Linked DNA regions of Mus musculus: region 1 is linked to region 2. A link is a loop called in an ENCODE intact Hi-C map of the cell type or tissue named here. Cell type or tissue: left cerebral cortex. All regions are shown on one strand. Each heading gives the region's core, and the rest is flanking DNA. Links, peaks and the distances in the headings are about the cores only.

Region 1 (8,000 bases), core at 1-8,000, 74 kb after region 2:
TGAACATTTTTTCAGGTGTTTCTTAGCCTTTCGGTATTCCTCGGGTGAGAATTCTTTGTTCAGCTCTGAGCCCCATCTTTTAAGGGGGCTATTTGATTTTCTGGAGTCCACCCTCTTGAGTTCTTTATATATATTGGATATTAGTCCCCTATCAGATTTAAGATAGGTAAAGATCCTTTCCCAATCTGTTGGTGGTCCTTTTGTCTTATTGACGGTGTCTTTTGCCTTGCAGAAGCTTTGCAGTTTCATGAGGTCCCATTTGTCAATCCTTGATCTTAAAGCACAAGCCATTGCTGTTCTATTCAGGAATTTTTTCCCTGTGCCCATATCTTCGAGACTTTTCCCCACTTTCTCCTCTATAAGTTTCAGTGTCTCTGGTTTTATGTGGAGTTCCTTGATCCACTTAGATTTGACCTTAGTACAAGGAGAGAGGAATGGGTCCATTTGCATTCTTCTACATGATAACAACCAGTTGTGCCAGCACCATTTGTTGAAAATGCTGTCTTTTTTCCACTGGATGGTTTTAGCTCCCTTGTGGAAGATCAAGTGACCATAGGTGTGTGGGTTCATTTCTGGGTCTTCAATTCTATTCCATTGGTCTACTTGTCTGTCACTATACCAGTACCATGCAGTTTTTATCACAATTGGTCTGTAGTAAAGCTTTAGGTCAGGCATGGTGATTCCACCAGAGGTACTTTTATCCTTGAGAAGAGTTTTTGGTATCCTAGGTTTTTTGTTATTCCAGATGAATTTGCAGATTGCTCTTTCTAATTCGTTGAAGAATTGAGTTGGAATTTTGATGGGGATTGCATTGAATCTGTAGATTGCTTTTGGCAAGATAGCCATTTTTACAATGTTGATCCTGCCAATCCATGAGCATGGGAGATCTTTCCATCTTCTGAGATCTTCTTTAATTTCTTTCTTCAGGGACTTGAAGTTTTTATCATACAGATCTTTCACTTCCTTAGTTAGAGTCACACCAAGATATTTTATATTATTTGTGACTATTGAGAAGGGTGTTGTTTCCCTAATTTCTTTCTCAGCCTGTTTATTCTTTGTGTAGAGAAAGGCCATTGACTCGTTTGAGATAATTTTATATCCAGCTACTTCACCGAAGCTGTTTATCAGGTTTAGGAGTTCTCTGGTGGAATTTTTAGGGTCACTTATATATACTATCATATCATCTGCAAAAAGTGATATTTTGACTTCCTCTTTTCCAATTTGTATCCCCTTGATCTCCTTTTGTTGTCGAATTGCTCTGGCTAGGACTTCAAGTACTATGTTGAAGAGGTAGGGAGAAAGTGGGCAGCCTTGTCTAGTCCCTGATTTTAGTAAAGCCAACATTTCCTGATGAGACAAAACTAGGGGAGCAAAGTACAGCTCTGGAACATTTGCCTTCAACTCTCACACCACTAGCACTAACTCTGACATCAAAGGGAATCTTGTTAGAGGAACAATGATAGCACAGATACTGAGCTAATGCTATGCGAATGCATGTTATATTGGCTAAAAGTACCACCTAAAGACAAGGCTGGGTTAAGCATTGTGTATGTTTCTTCTTCTAACATGCACTGCAGACTAGTCATAGGATTTGTCCTAGCAAGAGATAACTCTTGAGAAGAATCCTGGGCCTGCCTGAAAAAAGTTTTGCAAGGTATCTATGCTTCCTAAAGGAGGAAGATTCTATGGGAAAATGGACAGGAAAGGACAATCATCTTGTCAAGGATTACTCTTTTACTGCTTGACTACATCTAATTTTTTTTTTTTTAAGAAGTGCCCAACAGTAGGGAGAAGGAATTTATAGAGGCCTCCTCCAGCAGAAAGACAAGGCATCAAGTGAGGGAGGGGGTTGCCATCCCACAGTCAAAACTCTGGCTTGTAATTGCTCCATAATTACAGGGATGGAAATGTAGAGAATCCTGAGGAAAAGAAGGTCCAGCACAGCCCCAAAGTGGGATCCAGCTCAAGGGGAGGTCCCATGCCTGACACTATTACTGAGGCTATGAAGTGCTCACAAAAGGGACCTATTATGACTACCCTCTTAAAGACCCAAAAAATCAGGTGAAAGAGTCAGATGCAGATATTTGCACCCAATCAATGGACAGAAGCTGCTGACCCCAGTGATTGAATTAGGGAAATTCTGGAAGAAGCTGAGGAGTACGACCCTGTAAGAGGACCAGCAGTCTCCATTAACCTGGACCCGTGAGATCTCTCAAACACTGGACCACCAACCAGGCAGCGTACACCAGCTGATATGAGGTCCCCAACACATATTCAGCAGAGGACTCACGGGTCTGGGTTCAGTCAAAGAAAATGAACCTAAACCTCAAGAGACTGGAGGCCCAAGTGAGGTTAGAGGTCTGGTGGGATGGATGGTCCCTGGTAGGGACATCTTCATAGAGACAGTGGGCAGAGAAGAGTTATGGAATGTGGAACAGTCTGGAAGGTTAACCAGGAGGGGAATAAAGTCTGAAGTGTAAAAATAAATAAATAAAAGATTAAATAATAAAAAAGGAATTGTCACCTTGAGTAAATAAGTTCCTTCTTGGTTTTTGAATATTATGAGTTATCAGGAATGTGTGGTGACAAATAAACCAAACCATTCAGAAAGAAGCTGAAAGATTTTAATTGAATTACAACACTTAATCTAAGTCAACTATTCAACTAAAATGGAGCTGATCTGTTGCAGTAAATCTATCTGAAATATGCCTTGGCAATGAAAACACAACACAGTTAATATGAATACATGCTGTGCGCCTACATTGGGTAGATCTATAGCTATACTACCATTTTCCCTATCTATAAGACCCCTCAGAACTTGTAGTTTCTCCAGGCCATGTGCTTCTGCTCTGTGTCCCAGCCCCCACTGTCTTCTTCTGCATCCTCTCCCTCTTCCATTTTCTCCTTCTTCTCTCCCCACCTTCTGCTCCACCTTCCCTTTTATCTGCCCATCATCAGCTCTCCTTTATTTTACAAATTAAGGTGGGAAGCAGGGTTACAGGAAATCACCTGAGTGCTGACTCATTCCTTGTTCACAGCCACCCACAGTAGAAAGGAATTAACATAAACTATAATTAGCCCCAGGGCTATGCACAACAGTGGTCTAACCCAATACCTGAAGTAAAGGCCTAGGAAACTTTGTAATACTTCTAAATGGTATATCATTGTCTGTCTAAATCCAATAGAAAGTGAAAAGTAAGATTTAGTGAGGCCTTGTGCTGCTCTGGGCAAAATATTTTACTTCAAATTGCATTTGATTCCATTGTTAACATGCACAGCTTGAACTGACTGGTTCAATTATATAAATATTAGTTAATATTTGCAAGATAAGTACATCTTGGATGCCTAATACACTATATCCAAGATGGTACAATAGGTAAATAAGTGAGATATATCCTTAATAGAACTCATCATCCAAAAGGAAAAGAACACAAGTTTTAAAATATTAAACATGATAAATTCTGTGAAAGAAATAATGAAAGATACAATCCTAAGGAGCTCCTTTAGATACAATTCATATAAAATGCCTTTATTTCAAGCAACACTAAGTTGAAAACTAAAATTAGTAAGAGGTCTACCATGTTAAGTATGCTTTAGGAGTCTAACATGGTGGTATAAGCCTTTAATCCTAGTACTTGGGACACTTGAGGCAAGGGATTGTGTGTTCAAGGCCAGCTCAGACTACATAGAAAGATACTGTTTCAACAACAACATGATTCTAGACACAAGGCACAAATGAATAGAGATGTGCAAAGGCTATAAAATACAGATAAGTGGATTAAGAATATTGAAGAATATAAAATTTGATCTGACTAGATTTTATGAAATGAGCAAAGAACATAGAGGCACAGAGAGAGATTGTGCAAATAATTTCCCCATTGCAGTGAAAACCCACCACAGGGTTAGCACTTTCAAATCACTATCCATTTACTCTATTGGGTCTACCAGATTCATGATGAACAAATGACTAGAAGAAAACAGTAACGTGTAGAAAATGACCATGGTAGACCAGCAATGGTGTCAACAATGCTGGTATGATTCTAGTAGTGATTATGTGGAAACATGAGGGATGTATTTTATGTTTAGTGTGACAGGAGCAAAAAAAAAAAAAAAAAAAAAAAAAAGAAAGAAAAATGCAGGGATAACCTGGCTTTTAAAACAGTGCTCAAAATATGCATTGGAGAAAAAAGAGCTTCAAAGTATGGTGCTAAAAATGAGACATTCACATTTAAAAGAATGAGGCTAGGTCTGTATCTTTCACACTGTATGGAAATCAACTCCAAATGTATCATAGACCTTAATTTAGTACTTGGAATCCTAGAAGTACTGGAAGAAAAATTAAGGATAAGATATAAACAGAGACAAAGACTTTCTGAACAGGCCTCCAGACACTTGAGAAATAAGGCCAACAATTGACAATTGTGTTTCATGGGACTGAAAAGACTCATTCAACAAGAAAAACAATTACTCAAGTGAGGATAAGACCTACAGAGTAAGATAATAACCTTAGCCATTTACACATCTCATAGAGATATGTTAATGGAGGTTGTAGTTAGAGATTTTTATAGATTTAGAATATACAGAGAACTCAATAAGCCAAAGAAAAAATTAACCAGCCAAATCAATTAATGAAATGTGAAATGAGCATGGTTCTTAAAAGATAAATTGCTCATAGAGAATAAACATAAAGAAGTTCAACTTTACTGTCTGAGAAATGGAAATTAAAACTTAATTTACATTCCATGTCACCCCAATCACAATAGCAATCACTAAACAAACAGATAAAAACAGATGCTGGAGAGGATGTAGGCAAAAGGAACTCATGCTGGTGAGAATGTCAACTACTCTACCCACTGCAGCAATCAAAAACTAAAGTAGACAATCATTTGATCCAACCTTGCTACTCCTGGGTATCTTATCTGTAGAAATCCAAATCAGGACATCATAGTGATATTTGTGTGTCAATATTTACTATAGCAATATTCACTATAGCCAAATTGTGAAACCAACAGAGGGATGAATCAAGACAATGTGGTATGCAGACACAGTAGAAGATCTTTCAGCCATAAAAAAGCACAAAATTTATGTAGTTTGTAGGAAACTACACATGACTAGTTACTGATATGTTAAGCACATCGAGTCAGTTTTTTGGAACATAAATTTCACATTTTCTCTTCTTTGTTAGTTCTAGACTTTGAATAAATACATAAAACCATATGTGTACTTGTGGCATGAAAACAGAACTGAAATTGTCTATAGGAACATAGTGGATTATAGGGAGAGGAAAGGGCAAAAAAGAGGGAAGATAGTTAGGGATAGGAAAGACAGCCCAAAGTATATTGTGTAAAGTTGTCCCTATGTGACACAGCACCATGAATATGAGAAAACAGAACAGTTTAAAAAAAAAAAAGGTAAAGGTGGTTCAGTTTACTTGTGAAAAGTGGTTAAATAAGTATAAAGGGTTTAGAGACATAGTAAAATTCATTTGGGGCAAATTAAATTGCTTACAAGGAAATATACCATACATACATATGTTCTTTTAACTTAGAGCTAGATGTAGATATAGAGAAATCAGTGGAAAACAATTTGCATTAATCAATATTATTTGACAATCCAGTCAACCACTGGGAATTGTTTCTTTATAAATTAAATTAAGATAATATCTACCAGTGTGATTTATAGAATTATTGTATAAATCTCATACTAGATAATGTATGCCTATACACTTCAAGCATCCACAGAAATAACAAATGAATAAATAGATGTGGGTAAGTAATAGATTTTTAATAAAGCATGTACATCAATTATCTGTATGTGAACCTCTACTGGCTGTACTCAGATGTACCTATCATTTGTCATTTTGTCTATACCATCCCTGAGTTATGTCCATGAGAATTCCTCTTGTTTGAGTCTATGGTGTATAGTTGCTTTCAAAATTATTTCTCATCATATGATTTTATTTTGGCTTGTTTTATTTCACATATACTTTAAATTTTCTTTTTTCTTTTCTTTTTTTTTTTTGCAATTTCATACATTTATTTACCAATTGAGGACATGTAGTGTACTAGACTGTTTCAATTTGGATTATATTAGTAAACAGGGCAAGATTATTTTTCTCTAGGCTCTGTAGTCCCTTAAATCAGTATTCTGATTTCTAGCATAACACTTGTGTCACTTGAGTGAAAACGAAAATTCTTAGCTATAATTTGTCCTGGTTCCGCGGATATACACAGTCTCTTAAAATTACAGTTTTAAAGTTAGCATACAGAACAATGAGTTTCGTTATAGCATTTTCATAAATGTAATGTCATTACATTTTGTTCCAACCCACTTTCTCTGTCCTCCTCCATGTCCTCCTCCATGCCTTCTGTGCTGCAGCTTGCTCTTGCCACCTCTCCCTTTGAATGTAATTCTTCTGCTTTTGTGTCATGTGTATACAACTATAGTCACATTTAATCTTCATTCCTTAAGGTAATTTGCTTAACTTTGATGGCTCCCCTTGTAGTTCCATGATCTATATCCACTAATATATGTGTAATCTTAAATATAGTTTCTATAAACAATCTAAAACAGTATATGTTTTTCTGAGTCTTATTTTATTTAGTATAATGGTACCATTTCCATGCATTTTTCTGAAAAAAAAATTACAATTTGATTTTTCTTTGCAGCTGGAGAAAATTGCACTGAGAATTCAATTCTGTTATGTATATGCACCACATTTTCTTTATTCATCTGTTGATTAACATGTGATCTAGCTCGATTTCCCATATTGTGCCTTTTGTGACTTTATTTTGAATTTTCTACATTGCTGAAAGTTTTTATTGGCTCCACACCTATTCCTGTAGAGTACTGTAGGTTTTATGTAAGCATAAAATCATGATACCTACACCTAGGGATGATTTAACTTGCTGAGATGGTATAAAATGTATATCTGTGGGTGGCCCTGAACATTACGTGGAAAGAGCAACCAAAATAATTGTCAAAGTTCACTAGTATGTGCCAAATTATGATATATATTAGATAGTCAATAGCTTTCTTCGTTAAGTAGTTAAGAGTTTGTAGGCAAGTATTCTTTCTAGTGTATCACCTCACTTTTTCCATCATAGTAAGGGACAAAAATCCCCAAGTAAGAAAAGCAAGTATGTTCGGTGAGAAGTTTCTAGCTGCATAAATAACTCTTCCTTGCCCTCTGAATAACATTCTTTTAGTAAGATACAAAGTCATCTTTGATGTTCCAATAACTTCTGAGGGTTTAGCCCTGTTCCCACAGGGTTCTCTCAAACAGATATTTGGAGGCACAACGAATGTTCATGGGGTCACTTGGCTAAAGGGAGTATTAACATTATGAAGAGGTAGAGTAAGTTTCTACTTTAAATGACACCTGTAAGTGATCAATGATAAAAGCAAAACCTAGAGAACCTGTCATGGAAGCAGAAATAGTTTGTCTTCATATCTATGTATGCAATAGATTTGGCTAGTTGGGCCTTCTTCAAAATCCAGTTAAAGACAAATTTTATTATTGCAGCTTTGTTTCATAGAAATGGTGACATTTGCAAAAAATCTTCATTTTAGTAGTGGTATCTTTTGGAAAAAAAAAGCCAAAGTATTATCAATTAAATAATATATTTATCAAATAAGTTTATTTTTATTTTTTATTTTTCTGTTTGATTGATTTGCTACTTACTTAAGAATCTGTGGGGCATTGGGATATACACAGACAGTCTGGTCTCCAGTTGAGCTGAAGTGGAATCCCAGAGTGGTGATAATTCACCTACATGGCTTGGTAGGCGTTTGCTCATACTCCTGGAACTCTGGCTCCTGTCGAAGTTACTGCCCCCCACAGCCTTGACAGGAGAAGCATGGCTAGCAGTCATGTAGACAATGTCTCAAGCTTCTGATCTTCAGGCTACACTTCTCCCCAGTAACCTAGCAACAGTAAAGATAATGGCACACCATAAGAGGAGCTGCTTGGCCCCACCTTACTCTCCTCTATCCTCTCT
Region 2 (16,568 bases), core at 3,757-11,756:
ATAGAATTTAGTAAAGAGATGGAGCCTCTGAAGAAAAGCCAAATTGACATAAAAATGAAAATGAAAAGCTCATGATGAATTAAAATAACCAATAAAAATAATTTAAAAAACACAAGAAACCTTTTAAAGAAAAGTATAACCAATAGATTAAATAAAATGGAAGGTAGACTGTAAGTCTAGAAGATAAGGTAGAGCAGCAGCCACACTCAATTAAAGAAAATGTCACAAATAAAAAATCCAGGAACAGAACATGCTGGGGCTCTGAGAAGGTGTAAAACAGACCAACCAATGAATCATGTGCGTGTGTGTGTGTGTGTGTGTGTGTGTGTGTGTATTTTAAAGGTAAAAAAGTACAGAAAATATTTTCAACAAAGGCATAGGGAAAATATCACAAATTTAAGAGAAGAGATGCCTATCAACAGAATATGAAATAGAAAAAACAAGATAAGAAAATCCCTTTTTTCACAGAATACACAAAACATTAAGTCCACATAACAAGGAAAATATATGAAAACTTTAAAAGAGAAAGACAATGTCACTTACAAAAGTAGACCCTTCAAAATAACTTGACTTCTCAAGGTGAATTTTGAAATCTAGAAGGTCCTGGAGTAATGTCCCACTATTTTTTAAGTGCAAAAATGCCAGCACAGACTGTATTCAGAAAAAATTATCAGTCATAATCATAGGAGAAAGAAACAACTTTCCATGGTAAAATAGAAATAAATAATTTATGTTTATTACCTCATCTCTACAGAAAATACTATGAGGATACTTTGCTCTAAAGAGAATATTAAATACACAGAAGAGAACACAGAAATAAACAATGTTAGTACTGTTAATCAAAAGAAAACAGCATCCACACATATACACAAATAACAGGAATTAAATTAATAACAAATTTCAAACTTAACGATCTCTATTCACTAATAAAAAGACACAGACTAATAGATTAGATTAAAAAACAAAATATATCTCTTGGCTGCCTTAAAGAAACACATTTCACCATAAGTGATAGACATTATGATAGGGTGAAAGAATGAGAGCAGGCATTCTAAGCAACTGGAATCCAAATGAAGCTGAAGTATTCTGATACCTGTAAACACAAACTTCAACCCAAACTAGTCATAAGGGGTAAGGATGAGTATTTAATTTAATTTCATTAATATCAAAAGGATAGTATAACTCTAAAAATTTAAACACTAGACACAGGAGAACTAAATTTTACAAAAGAAACACTACTAAATTTCAAAACACATTGAGACTATTCAACATCCTGTTCTTACCAATAGATAGATCATTCAGACAGAAACTGAATAGAGAAACTCTTTATTAAATGACACTAATTCAAACATATGTAACAGATATTTACAGGACATTTGGCCCAAACACTAAATATACACTTTCTTCTCTGTAAATCATGGAAGTTTGTCCAAAACTGACCACAGTATCCCAAGGATACAAAGTTGAAGCTCAACAAATTTAACCAGTGCACCACTGAATGAAAATGTGTCAAAACATAAATCAAGAAAGAAATTTTAAAATTTTCTACAATAGAATAAAAATGAAAACACAACATGCTCAAACCCTATGAAACCCAATAAAATCAACCCTAACAGGAAAATGTGCAGCAGCAATTTTCTCATCAAAACCTGACAGGTATCATATTAATAGTTATACCTGTAAAACAGAAATAACCTAAAAATAAGAGATGTAAGACATAATGCAAAAAGCTGAAATTAATAAAATAGAAATGAGCAATCAATGTTAAAATTAATCCAATAAAGAGTAGGTTTTTAGAAAAGATTAACAAGCTTGGCAAACACTTAGCTATATTAACTGAAAGAGAGATGATCCAAGTTAAAAGGTCAGTGATTAAAAAGGCAATATTACAACAGATATAGAGGGAATTCAGAGAATCATAAAAGTATACTTTAAAAGCTTCATTCCATGGCCTGGAGAGATGACTCACTGGATATTAGCACTTGCTGATTTTACAGATGACCTGGGTTTGGGTATCAGCTACCACATGGCAGCTCACAGCCACCTGTCATTGAAGTTCTCTGTGATGCCCTGTCCTCTTCTGTCCTCCACCAACACCAGGCATACATTAAAGCAAAACATTCATATACAGAAAGTAAAGTAAATAAATATTTACAAAAATACATTCTATTAAACTTAAAACTCTAACAGAAAAGTATAAATTTCTAAATGCACATAAAATACATAAAGCTTAAGCAACACTTCAGAAAGGAGGCTGAAAAATTGTAAAAGTCTGAAGATCATAGAATTTTCTGTGAGATTGTATCTTTTAGGAATGCCTGAAGCTACACTCATAAAGTCTCACCAACTTGACTACCCAAACATAGGCTGAAAAAGCATGACACCAATAGAAATGCCAAGGTGGATGCAACAAAAGCTTATGAGGCCTCAACTCTATGCTACTGGTAACTAATTAATGCTAAGAACAGGGAATATAATCTTCCCCAAGGATGAACATACCAATGGGTTATTTAATACCAATGGTTAGCCCTGAAAATACATGCATGCAATACCAGTTAATGAAATAAGAGGACCAGTTAATGAATTTGTGACACAACAAGGAGTGTTATGTGAGAGGTTTGGAGGTAGGAAAAGGAAGTAGGAAATAGGTTTATAATCCCAATGTAAAAAACACATTAAAGTAGCTATTTAAATATGTGCATAACAATCAATGAAATAGAAAAAGAATTACAAATTTCCAAACTCAGAAAAAGACTTGCTTGAATTATAAGGATATAGTGCAGAATTCTATCAAACTTTTGAAGAAAAACTAGCACCAATAATTCTCAAATTGTTCTTCAAATTAGAAACTGAAGGAACACTTTCAAATTCATGTTATGTAGTGGTAGTACTATGATACCAAAACCAGTGATACAACAACAACAACAACAACAACAACAACAACAACAACAAAGGAAAATTCTAGGGAAATCTCTGATGAGCAGACACAAAAGTTCTCAATAAAATATTTGTGAGTTAAATTAAAACACAAAAAAGGTATTCACCGTGATAAAGGAAGCTTCATCCCATAGATGCAGGAATGATCGATCCAGTGTTTATCAATGTAAAAATGTAGTAATCCATGACATAAATAGACAGAAATCACACAATCATCTCATTATATGAAGAAAAGATTTTGACAAAATCTTTTTTTTTTTTTTGACAAAACGTCCTATAAATCTAGGGCTAGAGGTAATATATTTGAACACAATAAAGGCAAGAGTTCACAGACAACATCATGAAGAATGGAGAGAAAACCTTAAAGCGTTTCCATTAAACAAGGAACAAGTTGAGGATGACCATTCTCTCCATCACTGTTCAGTATATTGTTGAAGTCTTAGCTAGAGTGATAAGCGAATATAAATACAAAAGGAAGAAGTGTTAAAGTATCAGGTAATGAAAAATGTCCCCCAGAGGCTTGGTGTGGTGACTATTCTTGACTGTCACTGTGACCACATCTGGAATTAACTAAAACTCAAGTGGGGTTCACTTGTGAAGAATTTTTTTCTTAATTAAATTATTTGAAGTGGGAAGAGCCAATTTTATTCCAATCTTTTGAGGTGGGGCAATCCACATTTAATCTGGGCCATACCTTCTACTGTCAGCCTATATAAAGGATATAGAGGAAGGAAATTTGCTGCTCTTTTTGCCTGTTTGCTCTTGTTCTCACTGGCAAAACCATTTCTTTACTAAAGCCTTGTTCTTTGGGATTCTGGCATTGCTGAAGATCAGTTGAGACATCCAGTCTCATGAACTGGACAGCTACTAGATTCTTAGATTTTCCACTATTAGACAGGCATTGTTGAACTAGCTGGACTACAGCCTGTAATAATCTATAGGATTTAGATGAAATCTTATATCATCTATCATTATCTTTCTTTCTGTCTATCTATCTCTCTATATCTCTCTCTATCTATCTATCTATCTATCTATCTATCTATCTATCATCTATCAACCTACCTATCTGCCATCTGTCTATGCACTAATATACTTATCAATCTATGTAATATGTATCTATACTTATCTTATATATGATAAATATCTACATATCTATACATCTATATGTCCATTCTACAAATTTTATTTATGTAAAGAATCCTGACTAATATACTTGGGTATGTAAATACTTGGCTCCCAGTTGCTGATACTGTTTGGGGAAGTTTAGACAGTGCATCCTTGTTGCAGGAAGTATGTCCCTGGATGTGAGCTTTGAGAGTTTAGACTCAACTCTCACTTTACTTTCTGCTTCTTGTTTGTAATTGATAATGTCATCTTTCAGGTTCCTTCTCTGGCCACCAATCCTCCGTATCATGATGGACTCTTATTCTTCTGAAACTATCAGCTCAAACATATTCTTTGTACATACTAATTTATCACAGGAAGAGAAAAGCAAATATTACACCTACTTTTCACTTGTGTCTTAGTCAGGGTTTCTATTCCTGCACAAACATAATGACTGAGAAGCAGGTTGGGGAGGAAAGGGTTTATTCAGCTTATACTTCCATGTTGCTGTTCATAACTAAAGGAAGTGAGGACTGGAACTAAACAGGTCAGGAAGCAGGATCTGATGCAGATGCAATGAAGGGATGTTATTTACTGGCTTGCTTCCCCTGGTTTGCTCAGCCTGCTCTGTTATAGAACCAAGACTACCAGCAATGGGCATCCACAATGGGTCCTCCCCACTTAATCACTAATTGAGGAAATGCCTTACAGCTGGATCTTATGGAGGCATTTCCTCACCTGAAGCACCTTTCTCTATGATAACTCCAGCTTGTGTCAAGTTGACATGCAAAACCAGCCAGTACAACAAGCATGATATTTTACAAAAGACTTTCAAGTTCTTGTATCAGAATATCCTCAAACATATTTTGGACTAAATCTAACTAAAGAAGTAAAAGAATAGAATAATAAGAACATTGAGACACTGTAGAAAAAAAAGAAAGATACCAGAAGATCTCCATTGTTTATGAATTAATAAGATTAATATTGTGAAAATGGCTATCTTCTAAAAAGTAATTAACATATTCAATACAATCAAAATTCCAACACTAATTTCCACAAAAATTGAAAATAATTGCAAACTTCATTTGGAAACACATTAAAAAAGGATGGCCTAAACAAGTCCGAAAAAACAACAAACAACAAATCCCCATTTTACCCATGCCCCCCCCCCCCCCGCCAAAGAACAAACAAAGAAAACCAACTGCTAGAGGTATCATTAAGTTATACTGGATTTCAAGTTATACTGGAGAACTTTAATACTAAACACAGTATGGCACTATAATAAAAACATACATTGGTCAAAAGACTAGAATCGTGGTTCCATGTATAAACCCACACTCTTGCAGCCATGTGATTTTTTTATTAGGTGTTTTCTTTATTTACAGTTTAATTTTTATCCCCTTTCCTGGTTTCCCCTCTGAAAACCCCCTATCCCATCAACCATCCCCATGCTCACTAATTCACCCACTCCTGCTTCCCTTTGATCAACACTAAAAATACACATTAGAGAAAAGACATCATCTTCAAAAAAAAATGGTGATAGTCAAATTAAATAGCTACATGTAAGTAAGGATGAAGCTAGATTTTTTTTCTTACACTGAACAAAACAAAGTCTAAATGGTTATAGAACACAGACCTATACCCTAGTTTGATTTTTTATTTTATTCATTTTATATTTAACACAAATTAGAGTTATTAAAAACGATGAAACTTCAGCTGAGAAAAATGCCTTAAACCAAATTGGTCTCTGAGCAAGCATACAGGGCATTTTCTTGATTAATGATGGATTCAATGTAGAGAAGGCTCAGTTCCTTGTGGGTGGTTCCACCTATTGAGAGATGATTCTGGGGTGCATCATAAGCAGGCAGAACAAGGCATGAGGATCTAGAAAGAATACAACACTCTTCCATGACCTTTGGTTCAGTTTCTGCTTCCAGGTTCCTGCCTTGATTCCCTAAGTGGGTTTCCATCAGTGATGAACTGGGATGGGTAAGTGTAAGCAAAAGCCCTTTCCTCCTCAAGTTACTTTTCTTTCTGATATGTTATCTCAGCAAACAACTCTATAACACACTTGTTACCCTGAATCCGATTGAGAGAAAATAAGGAAGACGCTTGAGCTTATCGGCAAGGAAAGGACTTTCTGAACAGTTCTTAACATTTAACAATTACAAATGGGATCATAGGAAGCTAAAATGTTTATGTTCACCAAGCAACATAATTATTTGATTGAAGAGCCAGTCTATAGAATGGAAAAAAAAATTAAATCAGACAGAGGGTAGTTATCTAGAATACACGAAGAACTGAAAATACTAAATATTAAGGAAAAACATTAAAAATGGGGCATGGAATTAAGCAGGGTTTTCAAAATACGAACTATAAATGGTTGTGAAACATTTCTTAATGTTCAATGTTCTTAGCCACCAGAGAAATGCAAATTAAAACTATTTCGAGGTTTTATCTTACTCTGGGCAAAATGGCTAAGATGAAAAGCAGTGCCAACAAAGGCTGGTGTGGAAGTGGGGAAAAAAGAACATTTATTCACTGAGATGTGATGAAAATCTGGGACAATCACTGTGAATGTTTCTCAGAAAGCAAGAAATAGATATAGCACATGATACAGATGGGCATATCCCTAAAGGATTCTGTATTTTATTACAGAAATATCTGCTCATCAATGTTCTCTGTGGATCTATTCACAATAAGCAGGGAAAGAAAACAGCCTAGATGTCCATCAACTGATAAATGTATAAAGAATGTGGTGCATTTTGATACTAAAATATTATTCAGCCATTAAAAATACGAAACTGTGAAATTTGCATGTAAATAAATGAAACGGTAAACAGTCATCCAAAGTGAGGTAAGTCTCACCATCACATCACATATTTTCTCGCACACATGCCTTTTAGTTTTGTGTCTTTAGATGTGTGTGTTTCATTTGGAATACCAATAAAGGTTAGGAAATTCATGCAGGGATGAGTGGGAGATCTTTCAAGGGAGGAGTATAAAATACAGTGACATGAATAAGAGAACATGAATAATGGTACAGAAAAGATTACATGGGGTAGGGATGGAAGGTTGGGGTAGAGAAGGGAATGTAGAACGTTTAAAAAACACACACATACACACACACACACACACACACACACACACACACACACACACACAGAGAGAGAGAGAGAGAGAGAGAGATTTTCTCTGAGGAACAATGTCCCAATTAGACATCAGATGGTAGCAAAAGAAATCTGCAGCAATATTAATGGGTTATCTCTTTCTTAGTTATGAGGCAGTTGGGGTCTCATTGCTCTATTTTACCCCTGAGAACAGCAGTTCTCAACCTTTGGGTTGCAACCATTAGAAACCAGAAATCCATAATTGATGAAGTTGCAGAGAATAAGAGTCAATGAACTACTCAGCTTAAACTATGGCATCCAAATATGACACCATACCTATTTAGGGCTCCGATTAGGCTCATCAGACCACTCTGTCTAGGCTCAGAGATGTTTGACAATGTGGTAGTAGAAATATTCCTAGAGTCAAAGTTAGTAGAAGACTAAAAGAAAACACTGGTTTTCAGACACAGCCAGAGACACATAATTCTACATATAAACTTAGTGCAGTGGAGATAGCCCCCAAACTCCTGTGCAAGCTCAAGCCGGACAAATTCTAGAATGCAGTAGCAGACGTCATCAAGAGTCAAATGTTTTTTTTTTTTAAGAGTGTTACTTGTTGCAGGTTGACTATGCTCTAGGGAAGGCTCAAATTGGACTTGAGTATTTAAAAAAGAGCAAGAACATGAAATGAGGCTTACAGGGTTGTGAGGGTAGACTTTGGATAAGTTGGAGGAGGAGGGGTGAATATGATCAAAACATATTTCATAAAATTCTCAAAGAATTAATTAAAAATTTGTAAAATGTTAAATTGAAAGATACTTTTAATAATATTGTCCAGAATTCAGTATAGAAACAAATAGGAGCTTTAAAAATATCCAGGTGATAGGAATTAAGTTCTAGGAAATATCTTGTTGGCCCTTTTGGTATTATCAGATGGAAATGAAAGCAAAAAGAAAATACAAAAATTCCAATGAACACATTGATCTACTATTTTAAAAGTCTAATAATACACAATTTAAAAAGTAAAAATATAGATAAATTTTTGCCAAAATCCCTCAGTGAATTTGCAAAATACTACCATCATGCAGAGTAGAAAACATCTCTCTCCATCTCCAAATATCTTTAAAAGATCCAAGATCTCATAACTGTGATTCCTATAAAAATAATTTAAATGCTTTCTTAGTCAAAGAGGAAAGAAACAGGACACACTCACAATCACATCAAAGCAATAACCAATTTCAACACTGGGAAAATCTTTGTTAAGGCATATAATTTATTCATCATTCTCTGAGCTCCAAAGGGCGTGGGCTGTCTCAGATCTCTGTCTTTGCCATGCATAGCACACATGAGCTTGTCAGGTAAGTTCAGAATGACTCTTCTTCATAGCTGCTTTTGTCTTGGTGGTCATGCCATGATACTAGCATAATGCACTCCATAATGCTGGGGTGTCCTATTGAAACTGGTTCCACTTCCACCAATAGCATCTCCTGGTATATTTTTAGGGACTTTGACCCTGATACATCTTGCCAAGCCTCAACTTTTTTTTCATGACTCCTTCAATCCTGAGGCTTCTGATTTAATTCAGATGCACATTTACCAGTCAGGTTTTAAAGCTTCTAGTGTCATGACTCCTTCTGACTTCCAACTCTATACTACCTAGCAGGCTAAGATTGAAAAGTTGTGCTGCTAGGTCAAGATACAACCTTGTCACCCTTGAACCACAGCGTCTGTGTCCTGACCTTGAGAAGCATTGCCCAATAAATTATGAAACTCCAGCTGACCAGACATCATAGACTCATCACAAAAATACCACATAAACAGCCCTGTAGAGTCTTTGAGGAACTCTTTTCTAGAAACTTCAGAAGGCATGTCCCCCCAAACTTCAGAAGGCATGTCTGCCCTGTTCACAGAATTATGTTCCAATTTTTTTTTTCAACAGTTCATTAATACTGATTGGCTAATGGGGTCCAATGTTTCAAAGTCTAGCCACAATCTGCCCTCTAACAACATGGTTAGGCCTATCACAGGAACACCTCATAATGTGATATCAACTTATGCCATAGTTAAAGTTTTAATTGTAATGATAAAAATAACATGATACCCACAATTGAAAACAGAAAAAGTTTATTTCACTTACACGTCTATATAACAGTTGATAATTGAAACTTTCTTCAGAGCAGTGAGTTCAGGAAGGAACCAAAAGTCAAACTGAAACAGAAGCCACAAAGGAGTATTGCTTATCAGCTTGTTCCCCAATGCCTGCTCAGCCTGCTTTCTTATATATCTGGGAAATCCCTACTTAGGGTAGAACTATTCACCATGGGCTGGACCCTTCCATATCAATCACGAATTAAGAAAATGCATCACATGTTTGCCTTCAGGCCAATTTTGTAGGGACATGTTTTTAAGGGAGATTTCTTTTTCTAAGATGAACCTAGCTTGTGCCAAATTGATACAGAAAACAGATAGGAAACTGTAGCTGTTTTTAGGTTGTAGAAGTACAACCTAAAAAGAGAAAAAGACTTTGTTTTAAAAATATTGTTTTAATCTAACAATTGAGTGATTGTTAAATTTCTTCTCTCTTTCTCTTCAGAAACCATCTGGAAAGGATATTACATTGTGATTTTTAGCAACTCCTTACAGACACATACAAGATGCCTCTCCTTCCTTTGATTGAAATTGTGGACTTCTTTCTTCTGTTTCTTTACCTTGCTATTTGGGGCTCAAATAACAGAAGGTACTTTCTCCTGCTACCTGCATGTTAACCTTAAAGGCGTGTTTAAAGTAAAGAAGGTGCCGGGCATGATGGCACACGCCTTTAATCCCAGCACTTGGGAGGCAGAGGCAGGCTGATTTCTGAGTTCGAGGCCAGCCTGGTCTACAGAGTGAGTTCCCGGACAGCCAGGGCTATACAGAGAAACCCTGTCTCAAAGAACCAAAAAAAAAAAAAAAAAAAGTGAAGAGGGTTAAGACTGTTCGCAGTTATAGGAGTCGTAGATCCCATGAGGACTCATGCCCTGGTGGGATAGGCTCATTTTTGTCATGAGCTGAAGACTCTCAAAAGCAGAGAGAAACTTTTAAAATAAAAAACATTCCAAGTAAGAAAAAAATAATGGTTTCATCCTTACTAAACAAATTGCTGATATATTTGTGAAATACAAATACTTTCTATCTTCCCCTCTTAAATTTTCTATAAAATTAGATGTTTTGCTTGAAGGCATTACTTATTCAGTTCAGGTCTGTGGAACTGAGGGCATTTGGCTACAGCTGAGTGGTCAGACTTTATCTCTTAGAGAAACTCATGCCAGGAGCATAGAAATTTCCACACCAATTTCAATGTTATTTGCTTGAGGCAATTCAATGTTGTTATATTTAATCAACTCTGATACAGTACTTTGATACCTTAATTAATAAGTCCTAGGAGAAAAATTTCCTTTAGAAAGTCAATTTGACTGTCACAGACATTAGTAGAATTGGTCTCCTTAGCACTGCTGTGTTCAGTACTGGAAGTAGTCATTGAAGACAGCTCTGGAACAATACTGTAATCATGGTGGGTTTGAAAAGGAACAGGTCTAATTACCGGTTCTGAACATGCTGATAGAATTGGGGCAGATGTCCTGTCTATTCTCCCAAATAAATACACACACACACACACACACACACACACACACACACACACACACACACACACGAATTAGGAGTTATGATGCATATATGAAACAGAACATGTAGTATTCATCTTCCTGAACTGGGGTTACCTAACTACTTAACTCTGCAAGTAACAATAACAACACATATGTCTTAGTTAGGGTTTCTATTGCTATATTAAAACACTATGAGTAAAAGTAACTTCTGGAAAAAAAGATTTATTTTTGTACTCCCATATCACAGTTCACCATCTAAGGAACTAGGAGTAGAAATTCCAGCAGGGCCAGAACCTGGAGAAGTAGAAGCAGATGTAGATCTATGGAGAAAAGATGCTTACTGGCTTGCAGTAGCACCACTCCTGCTACCTCAGCCAGCATTAGGTGGAGTTCTTAAAAGGAACAGATATAATAGCATAAGTCTCTCTCTCTCTCTCTCTCTCTCTCTCTCTCTCTCTCTCTCTAATCTACATAAATGGGGGATTTAGTAGAGTATACTGCCTAGTAAAATAGCTGTCTCCTAACCTAAATGCCAAAATCTGGTAGTTTTTCAGTCTGCGAGGCTGGATGCCCTCAACTGGTCTTTAGTCTATGTTGGAATCCTGAAGATGTAGGCGATAGTACCAGTGAAGGAATTCTTCAGCAGCAGGATAGATGAAGTTGCCAGTGAAAGTAAGGGCATTAAGGCAAAAAAGCAAAAAGTCTCTTCTTCCATGTATGTTGATGTAGATTACCATCAGAAGGTGTGGCACAATACCAGCTAGGAAATGGGGGTTATAATTGACAGGACAACTTCTGTCATATTTTACTAGAAATGTGCTTTTTTTCACATATACAAATACATTAAGCAGATGTTTGTATTTCTTTTCTTTAAGTCCTTATCATAGAATATTCAACTTTAATTGGAATAATATCAATGGTTATTGTATTCATGTTATGAGACATATCTATAATAAATGACATAATGCATTTCTGCTTGTATATGGAAGAGTTTGATTTTCAGTTGAAAATGGGATGCTTATAATGGCCATGATTGGGACTTGGTTATTGTTTACATTTGGAAACTATCTATGACATAGGAGACATGATATGTCCGTGGAACTGTGGTGGATAATCTTGCTTGTCAACTTAACAACACTTACAATCAACTAAAACCAAGCAGATGGGCACACTTAGGAGGAATTTTTCTTTTTTTTATTAGCTATTTTCTTTATAAACATTTCAAATGTTATCCCCTTTCCTGGTTTCCCCTCCAAAAACCCATTATCCCTTCCCCCAATCCCCCTCCACCTGCTCACCAACCCACCCACTCCCACTTTCTGGCTCTGGCATGCCATTAAAGTCTAGGCTCACAATCAAAAATATAAAAGGGAGTTTTCTTGATTGGATCACTTAAGGTGAGAAGACCTATTCTAAAGCTGGGTCATATCTTCTGGTGACAGCTCACATAAGCAGACATGGGAAAAGGTTTTGTTTTTGCCTACTTGCCCTCACTTTGACTGGCATGTTCATTTATCTTACAGCTGATACTCTTTCACTGGTATTAAAGCCTACTATTTCAGGACTCCAATGTATACTGAAGATGAGCTGAGAAATCCAAACTCATGGACTGAACAACTATCAGATTCTTGGCCTTTCCATCTGTAGCCAGCCATTGTTGAAGAGCCAGACCACAGCATGTAAGCTACTCTAATAAATCACACACACACACACACACACACACACACACACACACACTCACACATACACACTCACACACACACAATCATCCTATCTGTTCTGTGTTTCGAGAGAGCCTTGACTAACACACATGGTCTCAGTTTATTTTACAAAGAAAGGTGACAAAGACAGTGTTGTACTGGTTCTAAGAGCAATAAACCAATGGAATAGGAAAAGGATCATAAATAAACACACACAGCTATAGATCCTTTGACTTTCAGCAAAGGTATTAAAAATACAGGAAGCTAGGTGGGACCTACAGTGTCATGGTGGGACCTACTGGCTGACCAACTCAGCTACCACCTGGGCACAGATCAGGCTACTTTGAGTAGGTCCACCCAAATGCCTACCCCATCTGTAAGCTGCTGCTTCTTCTTCTTCTTCTTCTTCTTCTTCTTCTTCTTCTTCTTCTTCTTCTTCTTCTTCTTCTTCTTCTTCTTCTTCTTCTTCTTCTTCTTCTTCATCATCATTTCAATGTGATAGACTGCAGTTTCCAATGCTACTGTGATGAATAGATTTTCAGTGGAGAGGTGAGAAAGATAAAGAAATGAAGTAGTTAGTGAGTAGTGGAGAGAGATGGTATTAGAGATGCAACAGCAGTTATAGGTGTGAGATACAATAGAATTTTATTTGGCCACAAGGAAAATTGAAATCATGATACATGCACGAAAATGCATAGAAGAAGAAACCATTATATTTAAGTGAAATTTATCAGAGTCAGAAAGAAAAAAAATAGTACATGTTTTCTCTCAAATGCAAAATCTAGATTTGAATGTGCATGTACATGTGTGTATATGTGTATATGTGTATAATGAAATTAGAAAGGGTACCACAAGAAGATATGAAAAGGTCATAAGTTGAGGGCAGCAGTACCATGAGTTACATGTTACACTGAATTAACATTAAGTGGGAGGAAAGTCACCAAAAGATGGGGAAAAGAAAAGTTAGGGTGGTGATAAATGTCAAATTATTATAATAAAACTGATTACTTACAATCTGACTTAAAAATAGAGAAAAACTTAAAAATCCTTACCTATCATTGTATTTGACATCAGTAAGAGGCAATAAAGTATTCATTGATTTATCTTTGTTATTTTTTATTTTAAAGGCAGAACTAACACCTTTCCTAAAGAGAATAGGACACTCGATTCTGAACTTCAGCTGAGTTACTTTGGCACGTTGTGGCCCTAGAGTAGTTATAAATAGTATCCTGGCTATTGCCTTTGCCTCTTCAATGGGCAATGAAAGCTGCCTGACAGTGTTGCATAAAGATGAAATGAGACATAACAAACAAAGTTCTTTCCTCATAAATGCTGGTAAGTTTTCATTTGTCCTACTTCCCCAAGTTGCTTAAGTGAATCGGAGATACCAACTAAAAGCAAAAGTAAAGATATGCCTGTCACATCCTGTCTACCCCACTGCCTTGATTTGAATGTGCCCTCTTTTCTCTAAAACACGGGATGAAATTTAATCATCATTAAACAATATTAGGAAGTTGGGTTAAGTGGACTGTTACAAAGAAATCAGTGATCTGGTTTCATGAATAGATTCTTTCATGTATATACTGAATGGGTTATGGGATAATGGTGTGCCTGTAGAATGGGTCTCCAATAGAAGCCAGTTTGGCCATGAGTTAGGTAACATTCTCATATCTCTATGTGATGTCCTATACCACCTCAGGACTATGTACTAAGAAAGTCATCACCTTTTGGCCTTGAATAAGAACTTTGAATCAAAGTTAAGCTTTTCTTTATAGTGTGACTATTCTTTGGTAGTATTTTATTAGCAAAAGAAAGTAGCAAGATACTTAGGCTATCATCCTTCCTGGAACCACTGAGTGTATATTTTCACTCACTTTTGCCAGGTTCACAGGATGCCCCACCTAAGTGTCTTTTTAACATGGTCTTATGTTTTTAAGGACATGACATTAGACTGAGGCCTTATTTTAACTAATTATGTGTGTAATGACGCCCCCCTTTTTTTTCTGGAGATTACCCACTAGGGGATTGAGACGGGGGCCTCAGTAATTTTTTTTCTATTTCCCATTCTACTTATTTTAGGAGGTTAGAGTGATAAAACAATCAAACTCTTCAAAACATGTGCAATTAAGCTTCCAAAAAAAGAGAGACAATATTTTATTTTTTATTAGAAGTTATTCTCTTTATTCTTTATTCTTTTCCAGTCTGTGCTCTTTAAAACAATGTGGGATAGCTCAGCCAGTAAAAAGTCTAGGCATCAATGCCTGGGAACTCTTTTTTTTTTTTTTTTTTTTTTAGCTTTCTTTTTTTTTTTTTTTTTCCATTTTTTATTAGGTATTTAGCTCATTTACATTTCCAATGCTATACCAAAAGTCCCCCTTACCCACCCACCCCCACTCCCCTACCCACCCACTCCCCCCCTTTGGCCCTGGCGTTCCCCTGTACCGGGGCACACAAAGTCTGCGTCTGGGAACTCTTTTTAATCCTCAGAATTCTTGAACTCAGAATGTAAAATTAAAAGAACCAGTTCTTGAAAGTTGTCCTCTGATTCTTATATGAGTGTCTTGGCATGTTCCTGTGTTCCCATACAAACGGGAAAAGAGTATACACATATACTCTCACACATACACCCATACAAATAAGTATATTTTTAAATTTAAGAGATGCAATGCATCTTTTATCACTGGAAAGTTTTGTTTTTACTTCTTTTGGATGAATTATGGACATATATTCAAGATTTCTATATGGTAGATGTTTGTCTTTTCAATTATGGTCTGTATCTCATCTGTTGAATGGTTTATTTGTATGCATATGGAGTAACTGATGTTTTAAACTTTTCTATACAGTCACTTATCACTTAGGTTGTAGGGATGTGTTTCCATGTTTGGCTATGGTAAGATTGTCCAAAAGCTGCCATGTGCTTTCAGCATGTTCACATCAGTGTGCTTTGATATATAATAGGTTTGAGGTCAGCCTGGGCTACAGAAGACACCATTTTAAAGTGGTCATTAGTAATCTCATGTTAGCTTCAAGTGAATTGAATGAGTTTGAAATGCACTTACTTCAGTTCTTAACAAAATTGTTATGTCCACTCTACAGTCTATTCTCTATGTCGTCTCCATTTTGCATCCTTCTCCTCTCTTGCTACAATGTGGGGGCTATTACTTCTATAACCTCACACTGGTTTTTAATATTAGACTGTAACATCTTGGCTGGGCCATCAGTTTCCAATGCATCTATGCTGTCTGTCCCACCTAAGATCCCTTCCCAAAGGCACTCCATCCATTGAGACTCTCATGGGGCTATGCTTAAAACCACTAAACCCACATCAGTCATCAAAGTGACATTTGCTTCTGTGATATGACACAGATTGTCAAATACAGAAATGGATGCTCACAGTCATCTATTGGATGGAACAGAGGGATCCTAATGAAGGATCTAGAGAAAGTATCCAACGAGCTAAAGGGGTCTGCAACCCTATAGGATAAACAACAACATGAACTAACCAGTATCTCCCAGAACTGTGTCTCTAGTTGCATATGTAGCAGAGGATGGCCTAGTCGGCCATCAATGGGAGGAGAGGCCCTTGGTCTTGCGAAGATCATATGCCCCAGTATAGGGGAAGGGCAGGGCCAGGAAGAAGGAGTGGGTGGGCTGGGGAGCAGGGCGGGGGGAGTGTATAGGGGGCTTTTGGGATAGCATTTGAAATGTAAATGATGAAAATATGTAATAAAAAAAGGAGAAGGATAAGGGTGACTAATCACAATAGTAAATTTCTGTCTAGAGAATATGTTAATTATGCTAAAATATTTTATTAAAATATGCTGAAGTTTAAAAGAGTCAGTGTTACAGAATTATACTTAAAATACCTAACAGTAGAAAATGACATATGCGGATTATTTTATAAAGTTTGGATAAATTGGCAAGTCAAGTTTGAGACATACTTGATTGTCTTTCTGAAGTCCATACTTGCTTCCTCAGTCAAATGTTAAGGACAGGGGCAGACTCAATAAGAAATAAGCCTTGTCAGTCCTGCTCATCCAAAGCTGCAGGATCCTCATGACATGCGGAAATAA

What was found. Peaks named below come from ENCODE experiments on the same cell type or tissue, not always from the same donor. Only the 100,000 strongest peaks of a DNase experiment are listed, where the experiment ranks them.
Region 1: it touches region 2 in a loop (14-fold over the local background); 2 of 42 quality-filtered maps call a loop at or near these places.

Annotation. Positions count from the first base shown.
Region 1 is chr4:71,874,190-71,882,189 of GRCm38, reverse strand. No RefSeq gene overlaps it. Among named protein-coding and RNA genes, the nearest start is that of Gm11232, 120 kb to the right of the region's middle. In left cerebral cortex, for the core only: no CTCF peak of the experiment used is centred there; DNase peaks (open chromatin) are centred at 4,295 and 6,329; H3K27ac peaks cover 1,110 bases.
Region 2 is chr4:71,943,634-71,960,201 of GRCm38, reverse strand. No RefSeq gene overlaps it. Among named protein-coding and RNA genes, the nearest start is that of Gm11232, 190 kb to the right of the region's middle. In left cerebral cortex, for the core only: no CTCF peak of the experiment used is centred there; DNase peaks (open chromatin) are centred at 5,937, 6,555 and 6,976; H3K27ac peaks cover 851 bases.